Regions from separate parts of the Homo sapiens genome. Here all the other regions are linked to region 1. Evidence: read pairs that join two places in POLR2A ChIA-PET (ENCODE). Cell type or tissue: GM12878. All regions are shown on one strand. Each heading gives the region's core, and the rest is flanking DNA. Links, peaks and the distances in the headings are about the cores only. Region 1 has its middle 84 kb from the start of CUX1. Region 2 overlaps CUX1 (cut like homeobox 1). Region 3 overlaps CUX1 (cut like homeobox 1).

Evidence for each region. ChIA-PET counts read pairs that join two places held together with the same protein. Peaks named below come from ENCODE experiments on the same cell type or tissue, not always from the same donor. Only the 100,000 strongest peaks of a DNase experiment are listed, where the experiment ranks them.
Region 2: POLR2A ChIA-PET joins it to region 1 with 6 read pairs; 4 of 35 experiments call an interaction of 5 or more read pairs at or near these places.
Region 3: POLR2A ChIA-PET joins it to region 1 with 7 read pairs; 2 of 35 experiments call an interaction of 5 or more read pairs at or near these places.

What each region holds. Positions count from the first base shown.
Region 1 is chr7:101,730,907-101,736,680 of GRCh38, forward strand. No RefSeq gene overlaps it. Among named protein-coding and RNA genes, the nearest start is that of CUX1, 84 kb to the right of the region's middle. RefSeq lists an enhancer at 2,436-3,334. In GM12878, for the core only: no CTCF peak of the experiment used is centred there; a DNase peak (open chromatin) is centred at 3,049; H3K27ac peaks cover 361 bases.
Region 2 is chr7:102,074,295-102,080,068 of GRCh38, forward strand. All of the region lies in intron 4 of CUX1 (cut like homeobox 1), which reads left to right. Among named protein-coding and RNA genes, the nearest start is that of SH2B2, 210 kb to the right of the region's middle. In GM12878, for the core only: no CTCF peak of the experiment used is centred there; no DNase peak of the experiment used is centred there.
Region 3 is chr7:101,871,959-101,877,732 of GRCh38, forward strand. All of the region lies in intron 1 of CUX1 (cut like homeobox 1), which reads left to right. Among named protein-coding and RNA genes, the nearest start is that of CUX1, 57 kb to the left of the region's middle. RefSeq lists an enhancer at 5,083-5,774. In GM12878, for the core only: no CTCF peak of the experiment used is centred there; no DNase peak of the experiment used is centred there.

The DNA.
Region 1 (5,774 bases), core at 929-4,928:
ACACCCCCTGTAGCTGCCATGGAGCCCAGCACCCAGTGGATATGCAAAAAGCCCACGTAGGCCGGGCATGATGGCTCACGCCTATAATCCCAGCACTTTGGGAGGCTGAGATGATCACTTGAGGCCAGGAGTTTGATACCAGCCTGGGCAACATAGTGAGACTCCATCTCTACAAAAAATTTAAAAATTAGCCACTCATGCTGGCGTGCACCTGTCATCCTAGCTACTTGGGAGACTGAGGCAGGAGGATCACCTGAGCCCAGGAGTTCCAGGCTGCAGTGAGCTATGACTGCACCACTGCACTCCAGGCTGGCCAACAGAGTGAGACCCTGTCTCTGAAAGAAAAGAAAGAAAAGAGGGAAAGAAAGAGAGACAGAGAGAGAAAGAGAGAAAGGAAGGAAGGAAGGAAGGGAGGGAGGGAGGGAGGGAGGGAGGGAAAAGAAAAGAGTGGAAAATTCAAGGTTGGTGTAAGCTGAATGAAAAAGCATTGTCCTGGAGTTGCACTTAAGCCCATTCCTGTTTTCAGCTTCTCGAACTCTCCCATTTTTCCCAAGCATAAATTGATCCCAGTCCTCCTCTACCTATAACCCACCAAGAGCTTCCCATTGTGATTATAATAAAACCTAAGCTCCTTACCATCACTCACAGGCGACATCACCTACAGGTCCTACAGGGACATGGTCCCTGCCTCCTCTTACATCACAGTGGGAAACTCTTAGAGGGTTCTAGGGGGAGAGGCGTCTTCCCTCCTGGATTGACATTTCAGCCACTTTGTGCCCCGACCCTCTCCAAGTTCATTTCCGTCTCCCTCTCTGCAGGGCCAGGTGATTCAGAAACTGATCGCATGCCAGAGAACCAACGACCCACTGCCCTTCAGCCTCTTCACAGGGGCATTTGCAAGAGAAGGAGTTTTTCTTTTCACCAGCGTCATTCGGAATTGCCAGGACAAGGTGATAATAAAAAGCAGACGGCTTTGAGTAATTTTATTATTGTTATTAAATTGGCTACAGACAAGGCATTCCCTCATTACCTGCACCTGGGAGGGACCACTTGCACCACTGCCAGCCCCAGCTCCAAAGGAAGACGTCCACCATCCGTCCCTCCACTGGGCAGGTATAGGAACAGAGGATGTGACCTCATGGCCACCCCATAGGGTCACCTGATACAGAATGAGGCAGGCACCAGCATGGATTTTATGTCACCCCACCAGGGTGATGAGGGGGGCAGCAGGCCCTCAGTCATGTGGTCACAGGGCAGGATTTCAAGGAGTATCCACATGACAGGTTTTTGATTTGGGCCTTGGAAAGAAGTAAGGTATCCATGGCCAGGTGTGGTGGCTCACACTTGTAATCCCAGCACTTTTGGGAGGCCGAGGTGGGCAGATCACCTGAGGTCAGGAGTTCGAAACCAGCCTGGCCAACATGGTGAATCCCCGTCTCTACTAAAAATGCAAAAATTAGCCCGGCATGCTGGTGGTTGCCTGTAATCCCAGCTACTCAGGAGGCTGAGGCAGGAGAATCGCTTGAACCCGGGAGGCGGAGGTTGCAGTAAGCCGAGATCGCATCACTGCACTCCAGCTTGGGTGACAGAGTGAGACTCTGTCCCAAAATAAATAAACAAGCAAACAAACAAATAAATAAAAGAAGTAAGACACCCACCACACACCCTTCTGTCAGCTTCCTCTGTGACTAGTGTGGATGTTCTCAAAGGCAGCAGAACTCTAGGACCATTCCTTTATTTTTTTCTTTGGAGAGGATCTTACTCTGTTCCCCAAGCTGGACTGCAGTGGCGCAATCCTAGCTCATCGCAGCCTCCAATTCCTGGGTTCAAGCGATCCTCCTGTCTCAACCTCCTAAGTAGCTGAGACTACAGGTGCATGCCACCATGCCTGGCTAATGTTTAAATCTTTCTGTAGAGATGGGGTGGGTAGTCTCGCTATGTTGCCCAGGCTGGTCTTGAACTCTTGGCCTCAAGCCATCCTCCCACCTAGGCCTTCTAAAGTACTAGTATTACAGGCCTGAGCCACAGCTTTTGGCCTAGGACCCTTCCTTAGAGTCCCTGCTGTGAAGCTGGGCTGGGCTGCTGAGGGGCCATGGCAGATGCTGATTACAGGGAACAAGAGCAAAATAGGAAGAGCCTCTGAGCATCCTTCCCTGGCTGTTCCCTATGCTTGTCCTTCTCCTTGCCCCAAACCTACACCTATTCCCCACTCTCTCAAGGAGGTCCAGTTCTGTGCATTTTATTTTTTTTAAGAGGTAAACTGGAGCAGGCTGGGCGCAGTGGCTCACGCCTGTAATCCCAGCACTTTTGGAGGCTGAGGTGGGCAGATCACTTGAGGCCAGGAGTTCGAGACCAGCCTGGCCAATGTGGTGAAACCCCATTTCTACTAAAAATACAAAAATTAGCTGGGCATGGTGGTACACGCCTGTAATTCCAGCTATTCAGGAGGCTGAGACAGGAGAATCGCCTGAACCCAGAAGGTAGAGGTTGCAGTGAGCCAAGATCGTGCCACTGCACTCCAGCCTGGGCAACAGAGCAAGACTCATCTTTAAAAAAAAAAAAAAAAAAAAAAGATGTGAACTGGAGCAAAGTTACAGCCAATGGGTGCTGGTCACATGCCAGCAGGGGTTTTTTCATTTTGCCTCTCTGGGAACCCTCATATTCCCTGTACCCCTGCCCCCTAACAACAGAGTGAGCTCCATGACAGCAGGAAGAAGAGACAGGACTGGGGAATGGATCAAACAGGGTCCTGCTGAATAACTAGCCAGGCAGTGGAAATGCTTCTGAACAGTAAAATTTCAACAGAAACACCAGAGAAAGGAGATGCCGGCCAAGTGGGCAGAGAAAGCTTGGCCCGGAACACAGCTTCCCGTTCCAGCTTCCGCAGGGGGATTAAAGACAGATTCGGCCGCTCACATCCAGCCCTTGTGAGGGGCCCGCCGCTGCCCCAGGCATTAACACACACCTCCTGATTCATTTTGTCCTGACCACAGCCCTTCGGCATGCCCATTTTACCGGTGGTGGCACTGAGTCTCTGAGAAACGTAATGATTGCATAGGGAAGCCAGGCTCTCTGCCGGCCGGGCCGGCGCAGGGCTGTTTTCAAGGGAAACTGAAACCTGAAACCTGACCTCCCTGCCCTGGCTCTCAGCACAGCCTCCTGCCACCCTCCCACTATCCCCACCCTCACCCCCCGCCCCCCGCCACTCCCATCCCCCTTCTCACCCATCTGCCTGCAGGCTGGTGGCTGGCCACTACTGGAAGACTTCCAGGCGCTCTCCCCTCTCCAGTCCCTGAAACATTTTGGAAGAAGGGAGAGGCCGGGAACTTTGGGTCCAACATGAAGGACATTAGTAGGTGTTAGAAAAAATAGTCAAGTGTGAAATAAATTCCTGCAAACCTCCCGGCCTTGCTGGGAACCTTCGCTTCACCATCCGACAAACCCACAGCTAATAAATCAGAGGCGGTGACCAGAGCTGGAATGACCAAAACAGCCTGAGCTGGATCCACACAGAGCCTCAGAGGGGCAGAGAAGGGAGCCCTCTGGCCACCTGCCCTCTCCTGTAGCGCCAGCTCCCTGAGCACTATTTTTTTTTTTTCCAAGACGGAGTCTCACTCTGTCATCCAGGCTGGAGTGCAGTGGTGCAATGTCGGCTCACTGCAACCTCCGCCTCCCGAGTTCAAGCGATTCTCCTGCCTCAGCCTCCCAAGTAGCTAGGATTGCAGGCGCGTGCCACCACATCTGGCTAATTTTAGTATTTTTAGTAGAGACGGAGTTTCACCCATGTTGGCCAGGCTGGTCTTGAACTCCTGACCTGCAGTGATCAGGAGTTCACTGCAGTGATCAGGCCCGCCTCGGCCTCCCAAAGTGCTGGGATTACAGGTGTGAGCCACCTCGCCCAGCCCTCCCCACGCTTTTTGAGTTCTCCCTGCAGACTTAGAATCTTTGGACAGCCTCCAAAATGACTCCCTTACAGCCAGAGCTGGGTCCCAGGTCATGAGAGGTTTTCAGAGCGTCTGAACAGACAGGCCAGCTCAGGGATCTCTGAGAGGGTTTACCTCCCACTCTACCAAGCCTCCTCCTGAGACCGCAACCCCCATACCCTGAATCCTATTCCCAGCTGGCCAGGCCTTGTGCCACCTCTTCTCACCAGGCAGGAATTGAGGCCCACAGAACAGAAGAGATCTGTCCAGAGCTTACTCTGAATCTATGTTCCCTCTCTGGGCCCCAGCATGTTGTGTCTGTACCTGAAGGATATATGTACAACCTGACGTCTCATGTGGGCACGTGAATTGTAGCCGGCTGGCTCAACCAGAATCCAAGCTCTGTAAAGGCAAGGCTTGAGCCTGGCCTAATTTTTGCAGGCTAAAATGCTAGCTCAGACCCCAGCTATAGAAAGAAAGAAGAAAGGAGGGAAGAGAGGAAGAAGAAATGTGAAACAAGGAAGGTTTTGGAACTGGGATTTTATTCTGATGGGGCCACAGTAACAATGAATTGTACAATTCCTTCAGGCGCGGTGGCTCACACCTGTAATGCCAGCACTTTGGGAGGCCGAGACGGGAGGATCGCTTGAGGCCTGGAGTTCCAGACCAGCATAGGCAACAAAGCAAGACCCCAAATCTACAAAAAATTTTAAAATTAGCCATGCACTGCATTCCCAGTGGTGCGGGCCTGCAGTCCCAGCTACTCAGGAGGCTGAGGTGGGAGGACTGCTTGAGCCCAGGAGGTCGAGGCTGCAGTGTGAGCTATGAACATCATGCCACTGTCATCCAGCCTGGGTGACAGAGGGATATTCTGTCTCTAAAAAACAAAAATTAGCAGCCGGTCACAGTGGCTCACACCTGTAATCCCAGCACTTTGGGAGGCTGAGGCGGGCAGATCACAAGGTCAGGAGATCAAGACCATCCTGGCTAACACAGTGAAACCCCGTCTCTACTAAAAATATAAAAAATTAGCCAGGCATGGTGGCACGCACCTGTAGTCTCAGCTACTCTGGAGGCTGAGGCAGGAGAATCGTTTGAACCCAGGAGGTGGAGGTTGCAGTGAGCTGAGATCATGCCACTGCACTCCAGCCTGGGCGACATAGTGAGACTCTGTCTCAAAAAAAAAATAAAAAAAAATTAAAATTAAAAATTAGCCAGGCATGGTGGTGCACGCCTGTAGTCCCAGCTCTTCAGGAGGCTGAAGCAGAAAGATCATTTGAGCCCAGGAATTCAAGGCTGCTGTGAGTTACAATCATACCACTGCCCACCAGCCTGGGCAACACAGCAAGACCCTGTAAAAGAAAAAAAAGAAAAGGGATTTTGTTCTCCTGCTCTAGAGTGTGAAGTCCCAGGGAAGGGCTGTGATAGGCCCAGGTGGTGTCATGTGACCACCCCATTGGCCCAATCACGATGACCAGAACTGAGTCTGATTCAAGAAACAAGGAAATGGCCCAGGGCAGACAGAGTCCCAGATGTCCACTACACGTGGGTTTATTTCGTTTGCCCAGCATATCAGCTCTGGAAAGGAAGGCAAGAAGAAGGGGTAAGTACTATGGCCTCCACCTTCTGGCTGAGAAACTGAGACCTTAAGAGATTTCTTTTCTTTCTTTTTTTTTTTTTTTTTTTCTGAGGTGGAGTCTGGCTGTTGCTCAGGCTAGAGTCTAGTGGTATGATCTCGGCTCACTGCAACCTCCGCCTCCCAGGTTCAAGTGATTCTCCTGCCTCAGCCTCCCAAGTAGCTGAGATTACAATCGCCCACCACCACATCTGGCTAATTTTTGTATTTTTAAT
Region 2 (5,774 bases), core at 1,131-5,130, 340 kb after region 1:
TAATGCAACAGGCATTCCAGCTATATGCCACACAGCCCTGCTCCTGGATCACAGGGAGAGCCGCCAAGCTGGCCCCAGGAACAGCGGAGCCAGAGTCTCACCCAGCCCAGGAGTGACAGGCACCTGACCGCACCAGCTCCCACCTGCTTCCCCTTCCTGAAGTTTTATTTATTTGTGCATTTCCTTGTTGCTTATCTCTGGGTCTCATTAGAGTGACAGCTCCATGAGGATAGGGCTTTGCATTGTGGCTCTCTGCCCAGTGCCTGGCACACAACAGGTGGGACATAGTGAATGACTGAAGGAGTCAATGGACCCAAATTCCCGCCACTCCCACTGAGTCCTCAGCAGCGGAGTTCACCAAGGGTTGCACTGGTGACTCTCAGAGCTTTGTCCCTGGTCCAGGTCTCACTCCTGAGTGCCAGCTTGCATATCTGACTGCCGCCTGGACTTTCCCACTGGGATGGCTGGTGGGCACCCACCTGATGTGTCCGGCAGAAGCCGTCTTCTTACTGCCTGCCTTCTTTTGGCGGGTAGCATCACCTCCCACCTTACTGCTCATGTTCTGAGCTTTTTGTTTTTCTTGAGATGGGGTCTTGCTCTATCACCTGGGCTCAAGTGCAATGGTGTGATCTCCGCACACTGCAACCTCTGCCTTCTGGGTTCAAGCGATTCTCGTGCCTCAGCCTCCCAAGTAGCTGGGATTACAGGCGTGCGCCACCACACCTGGCTAATTTTTGTATTTTTAGTAGAGATGAGTTTTCACCATGTTGGCCGGGCTGGTCTCGAACTCCTGACCTCAGATGATCCGCCCCCCTCAGCCTCCAAAAGTGCTGGGATTACAGGCGTGAGCACCATGCCTGGCCTGTGTTCTGAGCATTTTGTCACCAACTCTGGCCATCCAACCTCTAGGATGTCTCAATTCCAGCCACTTGCCTTCACCCAAACTCCTGCCCTACAGTCTGCAGTTCACGGTGGCATGAGTCTAAGTGCTTACAGGGCGGCCAGACTCTTCCTGGCTAATCGCCACCGACCCCTCTGGATTAACCTGTTGAGACGCCACTTCCTGACAGAGAGGTCTTCCTGGCCTCCCCAGCTGGTTTAGGGGACCCTTCCCATGCACACACACACCCTGGCCGGGGACCCTGCCATTCACTTCATCATAATTCCTTGGTAACTGTTTGGCCGAGAGACTGGTTCAGTGCGGTTTTGTCCCTATTTCCTTTATATCCACCCCAGTGCCTGCCATGTGGCAGAAACTCCATAAATATTGCTAAATGAATGCAGAAATTAATGAATCAAATTATTTCTTCAAAATGCTGAGTGTTTTTTTGGTCTCAGGCTCCTACTGTTCCCACTGAACCACCCTCCCGAGGTTGAAGCTTCCCAGTGAGGGCGAGCACTGCAGAGCACTAAGACAAGTCAATTGCAGGAGAACAGAATGTATCTTTTATTGAGTTGTAGCAGTTTAATAGCTGTCTGAACTCTCATTTTACTTTGTTGTCATTCTATAAAGATTTACATGCCTGCATGGACATTTATACAGCACTTAGCATTCGGAGTTGCCCAAACCAGCACATGTGCATCTGAGGACTTCGGCTCTGGGGCCGGCCCTTGGTGTCTGGGATCTGTGTTTGGTTTACCAGACGTCCCGCCGGCGCCCCAAGCCCAGCACACAGGGTAGGATCTCCCTCCACCCCAGCTTATCCCCCACCATCCCCACCCGCCCCACTTCTCCCTTGGTGTTCTGGCTCCTCCCTCTTCTTCATCTTCCACCTTCTATAATTTCCTTCACATTAAAGACACAAAGGCCAGGCATGGTGGTTCACGCCTGTAACCCCAGCACTTTGGGAGGCCGAAGCAGGCAGATCACCTGAGATCACGACTTTGCAACTAGCCTGGCCACATGGTGAAACCTCGTCTCTACTAAAAAAATACAAGACATTAGGTGGGCGTGGTGGTGGGCACCTGTAATCCCAGCTACTTGGGAGGCTGTGGCAGGACAGTCGGTTGAACCCAAGAGGTGGAGGTTGCAGTGAGCCGAGATTGTACTACTGCACTCCAGCCTGGGTGACAGAGCAAGACTGTCTAAAAAATAAATAAAATTAAAAAAAAAAGACACCAAATAAGCATTTAGCAATACAGTAGCATTGAACCCTCATGGTCCTCATGTACCTCTGAGTAGGTTTGGTAGTTCATACCTTGGTGTTTGTTCTTTTCATTTGCCACCAGATCGCTTCTTATTTCTTAGTCAGTTTCGCGAGTACTATCAGACTTGTCTTCCTGGGTATTACTCGGGTCAATGCCTGAGACCCCAGCACCCCTCATGCCCCACACCACACCCCCAGGGCATCAAGAACCAGGCTGAGCCCCAGGGATACAACAGCCAGCTCAGTTCCTGCCCTCAGACTATAGAGGCTGGTGGGAATATGGGCATTAAAAAGTAATTGCGACCGGGTGCAGTGGCTCACACCTGTAATCCCAGCACTTTGGGAGGCTGAGGTAGCTGAATTACCTGAATTACTTGAGCCCAGGGGTTGAAGACCAGCCTGGGCAACACGGTAAAACCCCGTCTCTACAAAAGATACAAAAGTTAGCTGGGCATGGTGGCGTTCGCCTGTAGTCCCAGCTGCTCAGGAGGCTGCGGTGGGTGGATCACCTGAGCCCAGGAGATCAAGGCTGCAGTGAGCCAAGATCACGCCACTGCACTTCAGCCTGGGTGACAGAGTGGGACCCTGTCAAATTAAAAAAAAAAAAAAATTAGAAAAAAGAAGAAGAAAAAGTAATTGCACAAATAACTGAATTTTAGGTGCGATAAGCAAAGCCCACTGGGCAATGAGAGTATAGAATAAGGTGAATCAAGCAGGACAGAGGCAGCTGCCCTCAGGTGGCACCAACTGGGGCCAGGAGAAGAAGCCACAGGAAGCAGTTTTCTGACCAGAGAAAGCAGCAGCAGGGAGGAGCTGGGACAGGAAGGAGACCAGCAGGTGGGGAGAATGTCGGGTCAATGGGGCTTAGTGAGCAGAAGAGGAAAAGGACCCAGCAGCAGCCAAGCCCTGCAGCAGCCAGACGGAGACACTGAAGTAGTCAGAGGGGCTGTGAATAATGACTCTGGGGATCGGGCGCAGTGGCTTACTCCTATAATCACTGTACTTTGGGAGGCTGAGGCAGGAGAGGTATTTGAGGCCAGGAGTTCGAGACCAGCCTGGGCAACATAGCAAAACCCCCCATCTCTTTAAAAAAAAAAAAAAAAAAAAAGATGAACAAGTAAAATATGCAGCCTCTGTCTCTAGTTCAAGACCAGCCTGGCAACATAGCAAGACCCTCCCATCTCTTTAAGAAAAAAATAAACAAGTAAAATAGGCAGCTTCTGTCCCTTACTGTAATGAAATGAGAAATGTCTCTGCTCTTAAAATGTAATGTGACCCTCTCAGGTAGCTGGGAATATTCTGGAATGACCGCTTCTAACAGGCTCTTGCATAGCTGGAATTTTACTGAGTTCTAAGCAAAATTATGACAGTATGCATAATTCGTCAGTAATTAACCTTGTGTGGGTGACTTGCTCTTGCTTCTTGATACTTTTCATTTTTTTTTTTTTTTACAATGAGTATGTATTTATTTCTACAATGGTGGAGAACATAAATTAGTAAAATATTCAACTTGCAATCTTAGTTTCTGAATAGGCCTTATTAATGTATTGCAGATAAGAACTTAGTCAACTAGTTGTAGGGTAAAACACAAGTGTGACTTCTCTGTTCCAGAAACATCTTAGTAATGTTTTTGGGGGTTTTTGTTTGTTTTTTATTTTTTAGCAGCGGGGTCTCTGTTGCCCAACCTGGAGTGCACTGGTACCATCATAGCTCATTTAACCGCCTCCTGGCTCAAGTGATCCCCCTGCCTCAGCCTCCTGAGTAGCAGGAACTACAGGCACACGCCACCACACCTGGCTAATTTTTAAATTTTTTGTAGAGATGGGGTCTTGCCATGTTGCCAAGGCTGGTCTCAAACTCCTAGGCTCAAGCAATCCTCCCGCCTCGGCCTCCCAAAGTGCTGAGATTACAGGCGTGAGCCACCACACCCAGCCTAGTAATGGTGTATTTTAAAGAGTTCCTAGGTAGAAGAAAAAGACTAGGCACTCCAGAACTTCTGTGCTTTGGTTGCAAAGTTCACTGGAAGCATCTCTTTGCAAGTTGTCCTTGCCTCTGTCTGTGACCTGCTATCAGAACCGTATTTTACTGCTTGCTGAGATGCAGTTTAGTTCCTACAGACACAAACCCTTCAAATATAAAGGCAGTGCCTGGAAGGGTTTATTTTAAGATTTAAATCTTAGGAAGCACATTACCAGTGATATAAAATATTCATTGACTCATGAAACACTGCTAGAAGTCGCTGTTTCGTGACTGACTCGTCTCCCTTTATTTCCATAGGTTAACTGGTCTGCCTTTGTGAAAAGTAGATGTAGGTTTTTCGGAAGTCCTAAAAGAGAGCTGGCTGGAAAGAGTGCATTTGTAGGCCATTCCATTTTCAGAGCCTGCTCCCAAATGCCTGTGCTCTGAGGTCCTCCCCCTGGGAGAGGTTTCATTTTGGATGTAGGAAAACCATCTCTCCTGGTGACTATCCTTGTCGGCCTAGCATCTGAGAATCTAGAAATAAAATGGAATGTCATCATTTTTGAGAACTGCTTTTTAATGCTCCTCCAGGAGAATAAAATAGCAGTCTGGTTCTTGGTGCCTGCTACTTTCAAGTGAGGACACATTACAGGTTAAAATTAGAAAACACTGTTCTTTTATACTTCTTTCTCCACTGCCTGCCCCTCACTCAAAGATCCCACATTAAGACTCCTGGAAAAAAAGTTGAAGAAATCAGCCTGGCGTGGTGACTCACGCCTATAATGCCAGCACTTTGGGAGGCCGAGGCAGGCGGATCACCTGAGGTCAGGAGTTCAAGACCAGTGTGACAAACATGGTGAAACCCCGTCTCTACTAAAAATAGAAAAATTGGCCGAGCATGGTGGCGTGCACCTATAATCTCAGCTACTCGGGATGCTGAGTCACGAGAATCGCTTGAACCTGGGAGGCGGAGGTGGCAGTGAGCCTAGATCATGCCACTGCACTTTAGCCTGGGCAACAGAGTGAGACTCTGTCTCAAAAAAAAAAAAATGACAAAATCTTATGATTTCGTTAGAAATAGCCCCTGGTTTTCATGCCAAGAAGTTCATCAATGTGCCACTTGGTAGCCTTCTCGAAGGTGATAGAAATGTGGCCATTGCAGCCTGATTCTGTACGGTGACTCCAGTCCACGTATTCCAGGTCTCCAGGTGTTGGCAAACAAGACCTGGGACCCAGGGCCCCTCCGGAGAGCTCCCTGTAACTTCAGTAGCAGGAGACATGCGGGATCCCTTTACAAATCCTCAGTTTGCCTTCATAAAACATTTTCATTCATGTGATTAAGAAGTAATCACAGGCCCCAAACAAAACAGGACAGAAAGAGGAACTGGGTCTGGAAGAATAAAGCCCTGTGGGTGGCGGATAATGTGCTGACTCCTGTCCAGGATACAGGTCCCTGGCCCTAAGCTGGTCCTGAAACAGCCTCGGGGGACGAGGCTGTATGCTCTGTCCCAGTTACACTCAGGCTCCGGCATTAGGGAAATTGGAAACCAGGCATGGAAGCAGCGTCCCTACCTTCCTCGGCCAGGTTCATAAACCTGGGGCTCAATCCGCCTCTCCATGTAGGACACTGTATGTTTGCAGGCTGAGGAATTGGCCACCACTGTTCTA
Region 3 (5,774 bases), core at 702-4,701, 140 kb after region 1:
AGTGAGCCAAGATTGCACCACTGCACTCCAGCCTTGGCGACAGAGCGAGACTCCATCCCCCCAAAAAAAAAAAAAGAAAAGAAAGTTGTGTGCAGCGTGATTCTGTGAGTTCAAGATGCAAAGCAATGACTTTACATTATTAAAGATCTAGCAGACATAGAAGGATATTTTATTTATTTGTTTATTTATTTTTGAGACAGAGTCTCTCTCTGTTGCCCAGTTTGGAGTGCAGTGGCATGATCTTGGCTCACTGCAACCTCTGCCTCTTGGGTTCAAGTGATTCTCATGCTGCAGTCTCCCGAGTAGCTGGGATTACAGGCGCCCATCACCACGCCCGGCTAATTTTTGTATTTTTAGTAGAGACGGGGTTTCACCATGTTGGCCAGGTTGGTCTTGAATTCCTGACCTCAAATGATCCACCCACCTTGGCCTCCCAAAGTGTTGGGATTACAGGCATGAGCCACCGCGCCCGGCCCATAGAAGGATTTTTTTGGGGGGAAAGAATCTGTAAAGTGATTATTTTGGAGGTGGAGAGGAGAAAATGAGACTAAAGAAGATAGAGTGGGGGCTTCTATGATTTTTTTTTTTTTTTTAAATAGATATGACAAAATGATAAAATTTGGTAAAGCTATGTGTTAGGTACATAGGAATTTATACTTTTCTGTATGCGTGAAATATTACGAAAAAATAAAGCCACATACACTATCTGTTTTTGTGTGTGTATGTGTCAATAGGATTTAGGCCTTTTTTGCACTTCTAGGTTAAAGTTTTCAAGATGAGGGTATTTTTTCCCCCTCTCTGTTAGAGAATACTAAAGTTATGTTGGTTTTATTTTTTATTTTATTTATTTACTTAGTTTTTACAATGTACCATTTTAATCATTTGGGTATCCTTTTTAAAATCTCTGAGCTTTTTTATTTTTTATTTTTTTTGAGACGGAGTCTCGCTCTGTCACCCGGGCTGGAGTGCAGTGGCCCGATCTCAGCTCGCTGCAACCTCCGCCTCCCAGGTTCAAGTGATTCTCCTGCCTCAGCCTCCCGAGTAGCTGGGATTACAGGCATGCACTGTCATGGCCAGTTAATTTTTGTATTTTTAGTAGAGACGGGGTTTCACCATGTTGGCCAGGATGGTCTTGATCTCCTGACCTTGTGATCCTCCCATCTAGGTCTCCCAAAGTGCTAGGATTACAGGCGTGAGCCACCGCGCCTGGCCTCAGCTTCTTTTTTTTTTTTTTTTTTTTAATTTTTATTTTAAGTTCCATAGTACATGTGCAGGATGTACAGGTTTGTTACATAGGTAAACGTGTGTACCATGGTGGTTTGCTGCACCTAGGTATTAAGCCCAGCATGCATTAGCTATTTTTCCTAATGCTATCCCTCCCCCCACCCCATATGTTTTATTTTATTTTTTATAGAGACAGGGCCTCACTATGTTGCCCAGGCTGATCTCAAATTCCTGGCCTAAAGCGATCCTCCCACCTCAGCCTCCCAAAATGTTGGGATTACCAAGTGTGAGCCACCATGCCTGGTATTATGTTGGCTTTAATTATATTTGTGGAAGAACTTCTATGTTCTCTTTCCTTATTTTAAATATTGGGAGATAGATGAAACATTTTAGGTTTCTCTACATTTGAAGAAGAGGTATATTTTCTTAGGTTCTTCTTTTTGTGAGACAGAGTGCAGTGGCACGATCTTGGCTCACTGCAACCTCCACTTCCCGAGTTCAAGCGATTCTCCTGCCTCAGCCTCCGGAGTAGCTGGGATTACAGGCGTGCACTACCACACTCGGCTAATTTTTTGTATTTTTAGTAGAGACAGGGTTTTGCCATATTGGTCAGGTTGGTCTCGAACTCCTGGCCTCAGGTGATCCGCCTGCCTCAGCCTCCCAAAGTGCTGGGAATACAGGCATGAGCTACCGCGTCCTGCCAGGTTCTCCTTTTGATAGAATAATATAGGTACTTGCCTCTGTTTCTATTCAGTATCAGTGAATTATCTACAGGAAAATGAACACAGGAAGACTGCTGAAGTAAAGAGGCCCACAGTGCCTGCATTCCCTTGCCTCATGTAGTCTTAGACTATTCAGGATGCTTTGAAAAGAGTAAACTGTAAATCATATTTCATATTCTTTGGGCCAGGAGTCTGGAATGGTTTCATATTGCCTGTGAAACAAGAGATGCTTCTCAGAATGAGATTTCTGGCTTAATTGAATTCGGATTATTGCAGGCAGGATGGGAGTGAAATGGTACATTCCTTTCATGCCAGTTGTGGAGAGGATCTCCGTGCAGGCCGTTGATAGAATAATATCCTGTGCTTCCTTGGTGTCTCTCTCTGAGGAAATAAGGGCTTAATATGTCCTATTCAATTAATCCTCACCGCATCCTTAAAGGTGACTGGAAGGCAGATAGTATTAACTCCATTTTACTTAAAAAGCAGCGGAAACATGGTGATTTGGAACTCCCTGGGAGCCCTCGAACTTTTCTCTAAACTCCACCGGTAGCTGAGGAGCAGGACACACGCACAGAGGAAGGACATATTTATGGCGCATCGCCTTGGTGCCAGGCACCGTTGGGAACTTTTTAGGATCGTGATGTCTTTGAATTCTCAGGACGTTTCTGCGAGGTGGTGGGCGGTATCATCCTGGTTTTTCAGGGAGAAGTCAAGTCACTGGCCCAGGTCCTCAAGCTGGCCAGTGTGGCCCGGTCTGACCCCGAGGTTCTGCCCGGGTTTCTGTCCCTCCAGCCTGGCATCGTGAACTCAGGGGAAACAGATGGGGAATCTGTTGTTGTAACAAAGATTCTAAGGATTTGAAGCAAAATCAACACACTCAGTTGTAGAGGGTACCACGTGGTTGATACCATTGAAGACAATTGCACCTAAATGAAATAATTTGATGGCGTGGAGTCCAGTTTCAGAGCGTTTGCATCACACCTTCTGACACCAGGCTGGGGGGCCGCCTGTCCCAGAGCATCGAGGACAGACACCGCTGCTGTTAGACCTCATTCCACCCCTTTAGTGGGGACCCACCGCGCGCTGGCCGCAAGCCTATTTTAATTTGTAACAATTCTGCTTGATGACAGGAAGACGTCAAAAAGGAGAAATCAGGCTAACTGGGGCTCCTTGTCCACTTGGGGGGCATGTCTCAGTGTCTTGCCTGGGGCCTTGTACACACCCTCTCTTACCGGGAGTAAAGTGAGGTTTAGAAAGATTACCTTTGTCCTGGGTCATTCTTCCTTAAATCACAGCTAGGATGCAAACCCAGACCTCTCTGATGTCAGTTTGCAAGCTCTTTCAGGTACCGTCAGCCACATGCCAGGCCTTCAGTGGGGTGATGTTTTTTGTTGTTTTTAGAAAATACTGCTATTCACTCATGGGAAATAGGGACGAGGGCTTAGATTTCAGCTGCTTTGCATTAGACAATGATTTCTCTTATTATAAGCAGAGCTCTCTATTAACCAAAAACACTTGGCTGTTAGACATGGTGTTTAATTGCTGTTAGAATGTATTTTTGTCACACTGCCCTATAATAAGCCAAAGAACTGTTTGTGCCAAACAGTGAAGGGAAGCTAGGGGAGGATGAAAACTGTGCCTGCTACTCCACCTCCCTTCTTTCGAGGTCGTGGTGTTTTGTTTGCTGTTTTAGCTGTGGTGTGTGTGTACCACTCGTACCTTTCACAGGAGGACACCTCATCTGAATACCAGTCAGGACCTGAGACGCGTTGAGCCCCTCCCCACAGTGCCCACGGGTAGGTGCGCCGCTCTCTGCCCCTTCCGGGAGCTCTGCTTTTTCTACCTTTAGAGATTTCTTTCATCCTCTATTACGTAGGCCTGACTTTTTGCCTAATAAAGGAAAAACAACCATCTATTTAGCACTCTTTTTTTTTTTCCCAAAATGGAAATGACTTTCTCTCTGATTTTTACAAAGCAAAAAATGAGAGTAAAGATTAAGAAACTACAAGAAATTATGGTGAAGGGAGTAAAGATGGCCATGAATCCTATGACTGCCGATGGTTTGGTCCCAGGATGCATTATTCAGATATTTTCTCCCTGTGGGCTTATGTAAACAGAAAGCTAGGTGAGTGGAAGTAACACGTCAAATACTGATTTGTGGCTGGGTGCGGTGGCTCACGCCTGTAATCCCAGCACTTTGGGAGGCCGAAGTGGGTGGATCACCTGAGGCCAGGAGTTCGAGACTAGCCTGGCCAACATGGCGAAACCCCATCTCTACTAAAAATAAAAAATTAACCAGGTGTGGTGGCACACGCTTGTAGTCCCAGCTACTCTGGAGGCTGAGGCAGGAGAGTCGCTTGATCCTAGGAGGCGGAGGTTGCAGTGAGCCGAGATGGTGCCACTGCGTTCCAGCCTGGGCGACAGATTAAAAAAAAAACAAAAAAAAAACCTGATTTGCAACAATTTTGTGTCCTAGCCTAGAGTTTACCGTGCTATTGAAAATATCTTTCGGCTGGGCGCGCTGGCTCATGCCTGTAATCCCAGCAGTTTGGGAGGCCAAGGCAGGCGGATCACGAGATCAGGAGATCGAGACCATCCTGGCCAACATGGTGAAACCCTGTCTCCACTAAAATAGAAAAAATTAGCCAGGCGTGGTGGCACGCACCTGTAGTCCCAGCTACTCAGGAGGCTGAGGCAGGGGAATCGTTTGAACCTGGGAGGTGGAGGTTGCAGTGAGTTGAGATCGGGCCACTGTGCTCTGACCTGGCAACATAGCAAAACTCCGTCTAAAAAAAAAAAGAAAAATGAAAAAGAAAATATCTTTCAATGATAGTTAATATATATATACACACACACACTGTATTTGAAGTGACATGTTACATGGTTTTCCACTATATGATTTCTCATATTTCATCAAATTGATCCTCTTGAACTCCTGACCTCAAGTGATCTGCCTGCCTCGGCCTCCCAAAGTGCTGAGATTCCAGGCGTGAGCCACCGCACCCGGCCTCTGATCTTTTTTTCATCTTTTTCCTAGTTTCTGACCTCACTACCACTCTGCACCACGTTGGGATGGGTATCCTTGTACATCCGTGCAGCTTTTCTATGATTTTTAATGTCTGATTATTTTCTTAGGTTAAATTTCTAAAAGTAGAAGTGAACAGCGTGTGCACATTTTTATGACTTTGGGTACATTTCATTACATTACTTTCCAGAAAAGTTGGAACAATTCATAGCAGTAACTGCACTGAATTTCTTGTATTACTTACCTATTTTTAAGCAAGTAATATAATCTCTTGGTTCCAAAAACAAAGCATAAAGAAAAGTCTCCTATCTGCCTACCTCCCCACCCACTGTTGTTGATTTTTTGGTGTGTATCCTTCCAGAGTTTCATTATATACACAGAAACAAATACCAGTGTCACCCTCCTTTGTATGCACATAGTCTAGCATGCCATGCACACTCTTGTGCAAGTGGCTTTTTATTTTTTAAAATTAACAGGCCAGGTACAGTGGCTCATGCCTGTAAACCCAGCACTTTGGGAGGCCAAGGAAGGCGGATCACTTGAGGTCAGGAGTTTGAGATCAGCCTGGCCAACATGGCAAAACCCCGTCTCTACTAAAAATACAAAAATTAGCTGGGCATGGTGGCGGGCACGTGTAATCCCAGCTACTGGGGAGGCTGAGGCAGGAGAATCGCTTGAGCCCAGGAGGTGGAGGTTTCAGTGAGCCGAGACCGTCCCACTGCACTCCAGCCTGGGTGACAGAACGAGACTCTGTTTCCAAAATAAATAAATAAAAATTAACAGTGTTTCTTACACTTTTCAAA